Regions from separate parts of the Mus musculus genome. Here region 2 is linked to region 1. A link is a loop called in an ENCODE intact Hi-C map of the cell type or tissue named here. Cell type or tissue: gastrocnemius. All regions are shown on one strand. Links, peaks and the distances in the headings refer to the core of each region. The heading gives the core; the rest is flanking DNA.

What was found. Hi-C counts contacts between places; a loop is a spot of excess contacts. Peaks named below come from ENCODE experiments on the same cell type or tissue, not always from the same donor. Only the 100,000 strongest peaks of a DNase experiment are listed, where the experiment ranks them.
Region 2: a loop joins it to region 1, with 2.2 times the contacts of the local background. A loop is called at or near these places in 2 of 42 quality-filtered maps.

Annotation. Positions count from the first base shown.
Region 1 is chr10:119,164,968-119,172,841 of GRCm38, forward strand. No RefSeq gene overlaps it. Among named protein-coding and RNA genes, the nearest start is that of Gm34045, 28 kb to the left of the region's middle. In gastrocnemius, for the core only: a CTCF peak has its summit at 4,013 (motif pointing left); a DNase peak (open chromatin) is centred at 4,020.
Region 2 is chr10:119,097,079-119,103,851 of GRCm38, forward strand. 1700064J06Rik (RIKEN cDNA 1700064J06 gene) reads left to right here. Exons shown (of 4, transcript NR_045348.1): 4 at 5,803-6,029. Among named protein-coding and RNA genes, the nearest start is that of 1700064J06Rik, 7.6 kb to the left of the region's middle. In gastrocnemius, for the core only: a CTCF peak has its summit at 3,607 (motif pointing right); DNase peaks (open chromatin) are centred at 1,463, 1,767, 1,988 and 3,619; H3K27ac peaks cover 1,689 bases.

The sequences.
Region 1 (7,874 bases), core at 2,051-6,050:
TCATAACACTTTCGGTCGTGGTGCTTGAGGGTCAGTAAAGCTTCCACTAAGGTCAGGCCTCCCCCCCCCCCCCCCCCCCGCATTCACCTGTCTCTGCAGAATCTGTTTGGACAGTCTGATAGCCACAGGAAATCGCCTTCCGGTGAGCTTTGAGGGAAGTGGCGTTCACTTGGTAGCTCTGAGCCTCTGTGACCTCTAAAGCTCTAGAGAAGGCTGGATACACCCAGTAAGTCCGCTCTGCCCTTGAGATACACCAAACTGTGAAATGAAGTTGTTCTTTCCCCTCCCCCTTTCTCCTCCCCACTAAAAGAAACCCAGAGCACCTGTGTCTTTCTGCGCATGCGTACCGCTGCTCTTCTCCAGAAACTCAAAGTTGTAGCTTTTGCTGCGCAGGCCATGGCACTTCCCTTATGGTACTTACTCATTTTGTATACACTTTTCTCTGCGTGACAATTTGTGACGTGTGAATTCCAACTTTTGAACAGGTTCAATGAAAAGCCAGTGACTATTTTGTACCGCACTGTGCACCCAGCATCTAGATGTGAAGGGTTTGGACACAACGAAAATGAGGGCATGGCTGATCCTAGGCACGGTGGAGGAGAAGGGGTTTTGTAGATGTGAGGGAGAAAGCAGCCAGAAGCCAGAGAGTACACGCGGAGTCCAAACAGGGAGAAAAAGAAGTACACGAAATATGACCAACACACAGCCCAACAACAGTCCATGAGAGGAGAGAGAGGAGGGAAGAGCGAGAGAGGAAAGAAGAGAAGGAGCAAAGAGAGGGGACTAAGAGAGCCAAGGCAAAAGAGGACAAGGACCCAGAGAGAGAGAGAGAGAGAGAGAGAGAGAGAGAGAGAGAGAGAGAGAGAGAGAGAACACCAAGAGTGCACATGGCTGAAATGGCTAGTTAATTAGGAACGGAAGCTGCGAGAAGAGAAGGGAAACCTCTGGGCTGCAGAGCTTTAGGCTGGAGAGTGGGCAGGGGTGAAAGTCACAGGTATTGAGTGAGCTTAGAGACCAAGCAAACCCTTAGGTGTACTATTAGGCACCACAGACGTTTAGATGGTTAGACATTTGTCCTGGGCTTCTTTGGGAGCTGGTAGAAACTCTCTAATCAAGCCATGGCCTGCCACAGGCTTCTCTGAAGGAAGTCCAAGTGCCTGGAGGTACGCACACCCGTGGCTGATCTCAGCACCCTTCTTCAGCAAGGTAGAACGGGCCGGGCCGATCACCCAAAGCCCCTTTGCCATCTGGTGAGTCAATCAACATGTTCCAGTAGAGACTTGAAAACGTGGTAAATTCTAGAAACAGAACACTTGCTAATCCCACCAGGCCAAAATAGGATCACTACCACAGTGTTTTACGTACCTCCCGCCTGTGTGTGATCAAGGACTTGCTGTGAAGTTGGGGCAAGCAATCTTGTTTACAGAAGTGAAAACACTTGGCTTGTTACCTTACCTGACCAAGAGCCCCCACCCCCACCGCCCGCATTCCCCGGAGTTATCTATCCTTGGGTAAATGGGGTTTAGAGTTTGGGGGCATTTTTGTTTTATAGGTCTCTTAAGCACAGTAATTATAACTTAAAACATAACTTTAGCCCTCACAAGGTGTCTGGAAAAAGGGTGTTTCCTGGGAATAATATTACAAACAGAAGGCTAATGCACTGCTCATATTCTGTACCGAATATCCCAGCAGACCCAACAGCCAGTGCAGTTTCTCGAGAGAAAACTTAGGTTTCGAGAGCTTAAATATGCTGCCCAAAGTCACACCCTGACTCCAGAATTTAAAAGCAGGGAGCTTCCCATAAAATCTGAGAGCCTAAATTCAACACTAGGAACCATATAATGGAATTCTATAACTGGCTCTTGCATGTTGTCCTCGTGAGGACCTAAGTTATATCTTAAAATTTAATTACTGTGCTTAAGAGATCTATAAAACAAAAATGCCTCTAATCTCTAAGCCACATTGATCCAAGGATGGGTAACTTCCTGGAATGCTGGAGGCTGTCGGCCATGTAAGATAGCAAGCCCCGTGTTTTCACTTCTGTAAGCAAGGTTGGTTGCCCCAACCGCACAGGAACTGCTTGATCACACACAGGTGGGAGGTGCATAGGCAGGAAATGCAGTAGGTTGTATGCTTGCCCCTCATTGGATGAAGGCAGGAAGGACATGCCCTTGTGGGTTTTACCTTTATAAACACTGGACCCATTTAATTTGCACCCATTCTCTACAAATCCTAGGTATGGACCTGGCCAGTATTTAATAATGCTCACTTCAATTTTGACTTAAAAAATTATGGTAGTGATCTTATTCTCACCAAGTAGGATTAGCATCTTCTGACTCCCAACATGTATGCACACACACACACACACAAATACACATACACACACCTTATTTCAGAGAAAGAACCTAGGAACAAACTGGCCTAGAAGCAAGTTATTACAATTATAGAATGCTTGTAACTGTGAAATGCTATAATGTATGCATGTGTGTGTTTATTTATATTTGTGTGTGTGTATAGTATGTTTGTGTGTATATTTGTATGTGTGTTTGTGAGTATGTATATGTTTGTGTGTATGTATATGCTTGTGTGTGTTTTTGTGTATGTTTGTGTGTGTGGTGTATGTGTGTTTTTGTTAATGTGTGTATTTGTGTGTGTGTGTATTTGTGTATATGTATACATTTGTGTGTGTGTGTGTGTGTGTGTGTATATTTGTGTGTATGCGTATGTTCGACTGGGTGTGTAATGTGTGTATATGTGTGTAATGTGTGTATAATGCGTGTGTGTATATGTGTGTAATGTGTGTATAATGCGTGTGTGATGTATGTGTGTAATGTGTATGTATTTGTGTGTATTTGTGTGTGTAATGTGTGTGTTAGATATATCTGGTTTTTCTTCTCATACTCAACTTTCCATTCTTATATCTATTCCAATTTTGCCTGGAATTGTTCTTGCTAAACCATGGGGGGTTTATTATAATAAAAGCTTCAAAGCAATAAAAAACAAACCAATAGTAAACAGACATTTTAATGGGGTCAATCTAGACAGCTACAGGCAGCTGTGACGACCCCAACAGCGACCCCAACAGCGACTTCCTCTCTCCCTGATTAAGAGACTAGAAGTCAATTGTTAGGTAAACAAGCAAGATCTCAAATGCCCCTCAGCCATCAAGCTGTGTGACTTTGTTTCTGAGCCTAGGCCCTCTAGTTTCTTTTACTGGAATTTGCCCTAAGAGGGGGGAACTACCCAGCAGCTGGGTGAAAACTGCTGTGCAGAAAAGTAAGTGCAAAGAGTTTTTGGAAGTTAGCCTCTAGAGGAACACAGCACCAGGGGTAGTTGGCGAGGAAACACAACCTCAGTCATAACAGAGGAGCTGTGGCTAGCAAGGATTGAGGCAACATTCGCAAACATCCAAGAGAGAGGGTTTGGATGTCCCCAAAATCTAAGGTAAACCATTTACCCCACTTTATTCACACATCACACACACACTCAGCACCACCATATACCCCAGGAATACTCACAATCACCATGAGTCAAATAATAATAAAAAGACATACTGGTTATGGTAGCAAATCCCTGTAACTCAGGGGTTAGAGACAAGGGTACCATGAGTTACAGGCCTTTTCTATAAAGAAATAAATACTGAAAGTACAAGTAGTCTCTAAAAGACCTTGTGGTGTCTTACGATCCCCTGAAGCATATAGTTGCCATTGTGGTTTAGATTAAAAGTCTTAATTCTGGATTCAACAGCATCATCTTCAATCAAGTTAGTAAAATGCACCACCCAGAAGCCAGAGGCCAAGCCGGCCAGTGTCAACCGTGAGAAGCTAATTGGGAAAAAGAGGGGACGATTGAGTTCAATATCTTCCACCTCCCTTTCTGATGACTAATTACTGGGGGCGTCCCTGCGGAGTAGCCCAACCTGGGCAGGGGCTCCCCAGTGGGAGGCCTTGAGGGGCAAACATGCCTACAGACCTTCCTTTGGATTTTCTGATGTTCTATCGCCATCTTCTGGAAGAAAGAACCGAGACTGCATAGGGCATGGGAGCGCCGGAGTCCAGGCCTGAACTCTCAGGAAAGGTAAAGACAATCTTCTAGTCACTGCCTCTACCAGTCATGCTCCTGTTCGGCAGACAGGAAAGCTACCGGGCAAACGTGCGGCATGCGAGCGTGGATGATCACATCAAACCTGAGTAATGAGCCTTCGGACTGGGATCCCCAGAGTTCTGAGTCCTCCATTAGAGAAGAGCCTCACGAGGAGCGAGAACAAGGAAGGCATCGAGAGAGGCCGTAGAAGAGTCATTTCCAGTCTGTCCCAAATAGTCAGCCTCGACTTTGCATTTTAAGTCTCAGAATTTGGCAAAGGAGTTCAAGGGGTTTTAAAACGTCCGTCCTGAGACTAACAGTTTCCCCGGATTAACTCCTCCCTGTCGGACAAGCTTCGAGCTATTCATACGTTTGGCACAAACCAAACGGAATGATTCAGAGCGTGGGCTTTTTATACACACAGTCCTGCCTGTCTTTGTTTCTTAAAGGTTTGATTTATGTAACTAAAAAGGAACCTGGTGTAATATTTTAAAGTACTTGAAGCAAATTCTTCTATGTGATGGGGGACGGGGAGCCATAAAACTGCAGAGTGGGAAGAGGCTCTGTCCACATGCGTCTCAATTCCAGACCCCAGCCATTCTCACCCAAATCAACTCCCGGGGAGATGGTGAAGCATCTCTTTTCTCCAACAGTTCCATCCCCTCCTGACTCACCCTCTTGACTTTACAGACAGTTACAGCTTCCACAAGTCACAGTGTCCCAAGTAGGGTGGGGCTGTAGCTTCCTTTCCAATTACTGACTATGCTTAGTTATTAAAACTCCGTGCAGTACAGAGTGCAAAGGTAATGAGCTCAGAGCCAGAAAGGACCTGCCTCTTGTAAATGATATAAAAGATGCCTGTGCCCGATGGCCTTTTTATTATTAATCTCTTCAACTTCTCAAGAAGGTTTAGGGGCTGGGAGATGGCTCAGTGGTTAAGAGCACTGACTGCTCTTCCAGAGGTCCTGAGTTCAATTCCTAGCAACCACATGGTGGCTCACAACCATCTGTAATGGGATCTGATGCCCTCTCCTGGTGCATCAAGACAGCTACAGTGTACTTATTTATAATAATAAGTAACTCTTTGGGCTGGAGGGAGCAGAGACTGAGTGGGGTTAACCGGAGCGAACAGAGATCCTAAAAAAAAAAGAATTCAATACCCAACAATCACATGAAGGCTCACAACCATCTATACAGCTACAGTGTACTCATATATATATATATATATATATATATATATATATATATATATAATAAATGAAGAAGAAGAAGAAGAAGAAGAAGAAGAAGAGGAGGAGGAGGAGGAAGAGGAGGAGGAGGAGGAAGAGGAGGAGGAGGAGGAAGAGAAGAGGAAGAGGAAGAGGAAGAGGAAGAGGAAGGTTTAGCTTTGCAAAGGCAAAATAAAGGGGCCAGTGAGGTGGCTCAGGGATAAAGATGCTCCCCAGAACCTTCGTGGTGTTGAGAGAGAACACCCAGAGGTTGTCCTCTGACCTCCACATATGTTTGCGCTCTCTTTCTCTCTCTCCCTCTCTCTCTCTCAAAATCAATAAGTAAAGATACTTTCTGAACATAGAAAAGACACATTTTTTTATCTCCCACTTCTACCCAACTTCTGAGGCCCCAGGAACTCTAAATTTGGCCAGTGTAGGCAAGGATTGAATAAAATGAGTACGGTGGCGATACAGCGGTAATATTGCTGGCCACACCCAGGTCTCTCCAGGGCTCGGTCTTTTTAGACGACATCTCAAGGGACAAGCAATCAGCACAGTGACCTGATAACCTGCTAACAGCTGCCACACTGAGCTACTTTCCCAAGGCAGACGGCCAGGCCCACTGGCCTGTTACTGCTACACCTCTAAGCAAGAACACCGCCCACAACATCTAGCAAAGGCTGGGGATGGATTTTGGTATCCCGACCTCCCGGTGAGCTCACATGTCAGAGTCAGAAACTGAGCTTTCGGGGAGCAGTGTTACTGGAGTTATTGGAGTCTGGGGCAGGGGGTAGTGTGGGCCTGTCAATGGCAGGCCAGCTAAGGAGACAGTAATGGTGGAAAGCAGAGAAAGGAGAAGAATCCAGTAGGGGGTGGAGCCAAAGGGTCTGGTAACAGCCCACATCCACATCCCAAGCCCATCCTTGGGGGCGGGATATGTGGATTCATTTTAAACAGAAGACAAGAGGTACACACATTACTAAACTGTCTTGATCTCACTCACATGGTCTGGGCTTCAGTCTCTCTACATGGTGGTCTAACAAATAAATCGTCAGACTGTAAGACATCTCTCCCTGCACGAGTTCCTCCCCTGGTAGGCACCTGACTTCAGCCTTGAATTTTTTTCCCTGGGTGAGATTCCTGGGGAAAGTCAGTTTCTCAGAGTCTACTGTCTCAGTAAGCTGACACCTGCAGGAAGGGACCCAGCATCTCACTAAAACACCTTTATCCTTGCCATGACCAGTACAGTTACAAGAGAGACCTGAAATACTCCCTGGTCAACAACCCAACTAGGATGAATCTTTCCGGTCTTTCCTCTGCTTGGTTACATGCCCCTTTGTCCCCCCACCTCGGGAACATGCTTGCCTGGACATTGCACTTTTAGTCAATCTCATGTTGATGGTGCAGCTATTCACTAGCTGGACATCTGTGTCATTCCTTATCAGTGATCAATCCGTGTAGCTAAGACACCTGACCAAGATGTATAAGGTTGTGTTATTGCCAACAGAGCAATTCTCTCTAACTGACCAGCCGTCTCATTTAAGTGAGATAGGAGAATTCCGGCCCTACAGAGAGACAATTCAAAGGCAAACTGAGCCATTTGACAATGAACGCATCCTCACTGACAAGTTCTCTTCGTGAAATTAATTCCAAAAGTCTGAAAAACCTATCTCACCCTTTTCCTGGAGTCTTCTCGGTCTCTAATGAGTTGGTTTTTGCTCAACTGTCTTCATCCATGCTCCCAGCACAACCGCAGCTTCCAGCGTGCGGAATTGCTTGCAGGCTTCCCTAAATGAGCCAGGCTGTGTCTGTCTCCACAGATCGTGTATGTTCTTGCTTTTATATCAAAGGACTGGTCTACAGAGTGAGTCCCAGGACAGCCAGGGCAACACAGAGAAACCCTGACTCTCTACCAAAATCTAACAGATGTCAGGCCATGAGCTCTGTACACTCAAGGTCTTCCTGGTTTACATAGTGAGAGCTCCAGGAAAAACTTTATCATCATCAAACATATGAATCTAACACAAAACTCATTAATTCTAATATTGTTTAAATACTATTTTTGTTTAATTTACAGGATGGGGATAAACAGTTTGGAAGCTTATTCAGTCAAAGATCAAACAACATTTTCAATTATTGTGTTGCCAGTTCACCTTAAAAGGTCAAAGGGGTGCTGGGGAGAGGGCTCGGGGGTTAAGAACACTTGCTATTCTTGCAGAAGACCCAGGTTTGATTCCCAGCACCCACAGAATGGCTCCCATCCATCTGTAATTCCAGTGCCAGGGGCTTTGACACCCTCTTCGGGCAGGCACCCAGGAGGTAGGCATATAAGTTACATATAAATTAAAATAAACATTTAGAAAACATTCTTAGACTATTACTACTTACACTAACCATGTAGCTATAAATAACCACATCCAAACTTGTAGAAAAGTATACACATGAAAATATTACCAGATACATAAGCCCATGTAGCACTCACAAAAATATATATTTCCAAAGTAACCTTCCAGCATCCTCACATTTAAATAGTTACACACACATAGATGTTTACGTTCATAGTTGAAATAAATGAACTAC
Region 2 (6,773 bases), core at 1,461-5,460, 68 kb before region 1:
TAATCAGCTTATATTTAAAAAATAAATCATGACTCCCAAATATAAAACTCTGGTTCCTGACACACCAAACCACCTTGAGTGTTCCCAGGTGCCCTCATACCTAGCTTGCCAGCAGGGACAGCTCTATGTATGTGCGATGTCTGTTTTTCTTCCGTTGTCATAGGAGCTGGGAGGGACTGTGCAGAATGGCTGGGGACCTTGAGCAGCAGGCTATGCTCTTAAAGAATCCTTATTATCCTTAAAGTAACTGAAGCCCACGTCCATCTACTGACCATCTTCTCCTTTCCTACTAAAAGGGTTTCACTGTCCTCTCCTATGGTTTGAGCTGCAAGCTTCTTGGAACCAGAAAGCACATCTTGTTAAACTTATTATTCACTGAATTTTGTTGTTTGTCCAAACAGTTCAAGTGTTCTAAGTTTTAAGGTTTAAAGGCTGAGCTCATCCCTCCCATGCCTCGTTTCTCCCTGTTCTCTCTTTTTGATGAAATGACGCATAAAACATGACACCCCAAAACCTGTCACTTTGGCATGAGGGCTAATTTGACCTGAAGACGTCTGGGGATCCAATAGACGCAGAAAGGCGTCTTCCCAGAGGGGCTAGAAATTGCTGCATTTGTGGTTGTATTAGCTCTGGACACTTTCAGTGTAGTGTGATAAAAACCGGACTTAAACACTCTGAGGCAAAGAGGAATATACTGGCTCTCAACTAAAAAACATGAAGGACCAGGCTTCTCAAGCTGAGGTGTGTCTGGATTCAGCAGGTTTAATGACGTCATGGAGATTTGATTGATGGGCCTTTGCTCACCTTCAGGTACAGCATCCGTCCTTCCTAAAGCTCACACTGTGGGCTGGGGCAGAGCTGCAGGTTTAAGTGACTCCTTGATCACATGTTGCTAAAGCACCTTCCTTGGGGCAGAGGAGGGAGAGGTAAATAATATCTAACCCTCCTCCTCCTGAGGACCCAATATACAATATACGGGCCGTATATATACTAAGGTCCCAATAGATATGGAGGCTGTAGCCGACCAAAATTCACTATGGGATCCCTTGAGTTTACTGTGTTGATTCAAAGAACATTGTTCAGGGGTTACATACAGGGGTGTGGGTGCTCCACCCCCAAAGGGAGCACCTGGAAAGCATCGTGTGACCCTCTCCACCCCTCCACAAGAGGGTATAAACAGTCAGCAGTCCCAGCTGAGATGATCCTTTCCACAACTCCCAAAGAAGGTAGCTGTGTGGCCCAAAGAACAATCAAGCATGGCTAAAAGACACGTCATCCATTGTGTCCCTTATTGGTGACTCCAGAGGACCCCTGGATGGCTCTGCTTGAACCTGAGTTGCCTGAGGTCTGAACACTGTGTGGGGAGGACTGAATGTGACGGTGTAGTCCGGGAAAATGTCGAGGAACTTGGCAGTCCCACCTAAGAAAGGAGAGCAATTTCCCAACTGACAGCTCCGGGCAGACAGAGTTGTCGATATGCCAAAGAAAGATCTCTGTGGAACGCCCATCCCTTCAGCCACACCTGCCACCGCCTCCCACTTATGGCCTAATCTAATCATACATCTTTACTGAAAAGTCTGAGGAATCCCTTCCTGGTCCTAGTTCAAAGCTGAAACAGAAACAAAGCATAAAGTCTCAAAGGGTGAACCCCTGCTTGTGGTGGCAAAGCCAAGCACTGCAGACACGATAATCAGATAAAAGGCTTCTGAAGGCTCCACTTGGCGTGGATGAGTCGCTTAACCTCCGCGTGTCAGGCTCACTCGCTCAGCAGAGTTGGAAATCTTCAGACAAAATAATTTAAGATCAGAAAAGATAAAAAAAAAATGAGTAACAATTTTCATTCAGAAAAAAAAAAGTTGGCATCCATTTCCAGGACTGGAGACCCCCCAAGAACAGCCATTACCCGCGGTGACATGTGAAATATCTGCTTTGATTTCTTGCTGGAGATCATTCAGCAATGCCAGGACAAAACACACCACGTCCCCCTGCTTTGTCAAGATGCCATTAGACGTGTAATCCTGACAAGAGGAAATCCACGCCGGTGGCAAATGATGTGGAGCTCCTGATGGAAAACAGATACCTCTGCTAGCCGGCGAGAACAAAGAAAGGAATGTACTGTACAGGGGAGGGAAGGATTTCTCGCCCATTGCCAGGTTCAGAGCCAAGCCAAGGTTCTAGAACAAAGACAGACAGATGAGCGATGCCGTAGCATACAGACGTATGGAGCTTGAGCTATACACAGATGGGAGACTCGGAGAAACAGGGAAGCACGGGGCAGTGTGTATCTGTGGTATGTGTGTGTATAGTATGTATGTATGTGGTGTGTATATATTTGTGTGCAGTGTGTATGTTGTGAGTATAGGTGTATATAGTATGTATATGTATGTGTGGTGTGTATATGTGTGTGTGTGTATGGTATATATGTGTGTGTGGTGTGTGAGTGCATGTGTGTATGTGGTGTGTGTGTGTGGTGTGTGTGTGTGTGTGTGTGTGTGGTATGTATATGTGTATATGTGGTGTATATATGTGTGTGTGGTGTATATATGTATATGGTGTGTGTGTGCATGTGTGTATGTGGTGTGTGTGTGTGTGTGTGTGTGTGTGTGTGTGTGTGTCTGTGTGTCTGTGTGTCTGTGTATCCCCAGAGGACAACCTCACAGTCTATTGTGGCTTTTAACATAATTGGCTGGTGCTGGGAGCCAAACCATAAACTTAACTTCTGTTTTCCTCCTGATTGGAGGTTGTTAGGAAGTGACGTGTCAGGGGCAGGCTTGTAACCTGCAGGTACAAATTTGTTGGGGAATAGCCTGGAATCTGGTTCTAGTCACAGTGTAACCTGGAAACTGGTGCTAGGTACCAGCCTGCTAGTTAACTCGAGTTCAACCTTAGGTGAGGTTGTCTAAGATGGAGTCTGAACCCGAGATGTGGTCTCTCAAAGTACGCACTGCCACACCTGGCCTTTGTGTTGGTTTTTAATGTGTAAAGCAAAGCACTTCACTAGTGCAGCCCCACGCCCGAAGTTTCCTTATAGAGACCTTGATAGAGAAGCAGCCAGCCAGGGGGGTATAGTTAAACAAGCATGTCCGAAACCTGGAAGAAATAAAAGAAAGGAGAGAAGCAAGGTAGAGAGAATGAGGAAGGAAGAAAAAAAGGAAGGGGAAGAAGGAAGGAGGAAGAAGGCGGGAAGAGAGCAAGAAAAACAGAGCTAGCGTATACTTGGCCCTTCCAATTTGGAACTAGAGGTGTGACGTTAATGTTGGTCACATCTCTCCACCTTGGAGCTACCTACGTGTGATGATTTAACCTCCCGATGTCTCAGATGCTTCATCTGAATCACACAGAGAAAACTAACAGGGCCATCCCTGGTAATTAACAGCAGCCGCAGTGCTGGGTACTTAGACGGTGACATTCAGCGTCCTGGGCCACAGCTCACGGTCCTCAAGGCTCCATTGAAGCCACCCTTACTTTAAAGCACAGAGGCAGAAATCCCATGTGTGTGGCATGGCAGGCTGGGAGGGACAGCTCACCCCTGTTTGACGCATGGAAAATGAGAACCGGCATTTGAGAACGTCAGCACCACTAACGAGGTCTGCTCTCTGCAGAACACTAGAGGTCATTGTTGGCACTGAATCGGCTAGCCATGAGCATGCAGAATTCAGAGTGACAATTCTTGTCATCAGTCCCACTAGATGTCTCTTGAAGAAAGTGTTTGGCATTCAGTACCCTGGCTCCATGCAACCTGTGCCCAGGCATTAGGTACAGAAAGGGCACAGCTCTTAATAGCATCATGCACTCTGCAGTCACATACACACAATCCTAAAGGAAGACGTGCTCTTTTCCAGAACCATTGAGATGACACAGGAGAGAAGCAAAGGTGACAACGTCTTTATTGCAATTAATTAGAAACCACAGAAGGTCTTGGAAGCCGTGAGGGAGATGCCAGTGGATAAGATAAATTGCAAGGCTGCTCCTAAATCAACAGGTCAGCAGTGGGCTTAAAGATGGGCTCTTATTTACCTAAAAGGGCAGAGCAGCTCAGAACCAGAGCAGAACCCAGCTCTGTGCTGCTGCCAATAACTGACTGGCAGACCAGAATAAAAAGAATGGCTCTGGAAGCTGGGAAGTTGGTGCTGCTAACAAGGCACTTGCTATTCAAGCAAGAGAACCCAAGTTTGGATCTCCAGCCCCCACATAAAAAGCCAGGGATGGTGAGGTACTCCCATACTCCTAGCACTAATGAGGATCCTGGGGCTTGCTGTTTGCCATTCTAGACAAATCAATGAGTTAAAGGTTCAGTGAGAGGCCCTGCTGCATAGGATAAGGGGAGAAGAATCAAGTAAGATAGTTGTACTGGCTGGTTTTGTATGTCAACTTGATGCAAGCTAGAGTCATCAGAGGAGGAGGAGCCTCGGCTGAGGAAATGGGTCCATGAGATCAAGCTATAAGGCATGTTATCAATTAGTGACTGATGGGAGAGGGATCAGCCTATTGTGGGTGGTCCCATCCCTGGGCTGGGAGTTCTGAGTTCTATAAAAAAAGCAGGCTGAACAAACCATGGGAAGCAAGCTGGTAAGCAGCACCACTTCATGGCCTCTGCATCAGCTCCTGCTTCTAGGTCCCTTCCCGGTGTGAGTTCCTGTCCTGACTTCCTTCAGTGATCAACAGCAATGTGGAAGGGTAAGCTGAATAAACCATTTCTCCCCAACTTACATTTTGCTCATGGTGTTTTGTTGCAGCAATAGAAACTTGACTAAGACAAAACCTAACATTGCCTTTTGGCTCCCATATACATAAATACATATGTAGACATACACGTATGTTGCAGAATATTCGATCACATTGTGAACCCTAAGAGTGTGTTATTTACTAGGAAAAAAAAAAACCCTATTTCTGTTTATGGTGTGGTTCAGCCTTAGTACACGTCTTTAATCCCAAACAATGAAGGTAAAATTAGTTAGTAGAAGAAAACACCCATGTTTGAAGTGATGAGTAGCAGACAAAGTGATGAATCAGAGAAAGATTTGACAGAATAGTATATGCCCAACTCTCATGAGAAGAGAGAGGAAAGGGAGGTGACTTAAGAGGTAGGGCAGGAAGAGGGAGAGGGCTGTTTTACAGGGAGAGTTTTATAGAGATGGTTGGAAGAGAAAACAAGCTAGACACAGATAAAGACAGAACGAGTTAGAGAATGAAAAGGTGCCAAAAGATTAGAACAGATTGTCAGAGTTAGTTTGAGATTAAGCAGAGCAATTCAGAAAAAGCAAGATAAGCCAGATTGAATCAGTTACTGTGGAGAAGAGTTTTGAGCTAGAACAGCTGAGTTGAACCAGCCAACCAGAGTTCAGAAAGAGCTAGAAAGGGTGAGCTTACTCAGCAGCAAGTCTCAAAGACTGAGAACATTCTAGGCCTAGATTAGATTGTACAGAGGCCAAGTTTTACAGACAGAAGCAGTAAGCCTCAGAGATGACAATTATATCAGGTGAATAAAAGTTACATTTACACATACATACATGTGACATATATGTCACACACTAAGCAAATGGTTGGGATGACCAACTGCCAATTGATCTTGTGGAGAAAAGGATCCAGTCTCTCCCCTCAGTGAGAGACTGGTCTAACAGGAAGTAGTTAAGTATTCACATGACCATATTCTACGTTCAGCTACAAAACTCTCGATGTCATCTGTGTCCCACACCCATATACCAACAGGGAGAGAAGATGCTGTCCTGGACAGGTGGAAGGGAGTCCTGATCTCTGTAACTGAATCATTTCTCAGACTGTACTTTATTATTCCTATTCTAGAATGTTCTTCCATCTCTGCTTAACTTGACCACATGAGTCAGACTCCTCCAGACCTGAGGACAGGCATGGACAAGACTAAGGTCCCTGAGCTGCAATACTGAACCCCATCTTGAGAAGAGGAACTTTACCACAAGAGTTCCCTCTGCGACGTGTTTCTGTAGACAGCAAGCTGTCTCCTGAAGTAACTCCTGCTAATATAGAACTTCTGTTCTTTGGTTTTCAATTTCCTTGGAGTCTTATGTCCTGTTTTTCAGTTGAAGCTAATTGGTTTTCCCAGTAAGTATCCTTTTGCAGTGCTGAGAGACAGCTTTCCTTAATAGTGCTCACTGAGGAAATTTCCTAGAAAACAAATGCAAAGCATTACATTATGTATGCATTGTGAGACCTCCTTATTCTCAGAGGAGGCAAACTCTGACTTCCTGCACCAATAGCTAAATAGCAAAGTAAAGATCAGCTACAGAAGTTAAATGTATGCATCCATTCCGCAGGATTTCAGATACCCCAGGTTGGCCTTGAACTCGCTATGCACCTTGAGGACAGTCTTGAACTTCTTATCCTCCTGCCTAACTTCCACAGTGCTGGGATTACAGGTGTGCACCACCATGCCCAATGTATAGAATGCTGGGCCATCAAACCTGGCTTTATACACACTAGGCAAGCATTGTACCAACTTCACTGTGTCGCAGCAGATACCAATCCTGAGTGAGGACTTACTCTATGACAGATGTAGTTCCCCAGCTTAAAGCACAGCAGAGAAAAACTTGACTACTAAGAACTCACAGGCTGCAAACACACAGTTCCGTGCAGAGCTCACTGAGGTGAGTGTGGTGAAGAAACAGCAATGCCAGCAAGGAATGCTGAGATTGCAGTGTGCTGGTGGGAGTGACCACAGCAAATTATGCTGAGAGGAGGCAAGGTGTGGTGGGTTGAATATGCTGGGCCCTGTTAGGAGGTGTGGCCTTGTTGGAGTG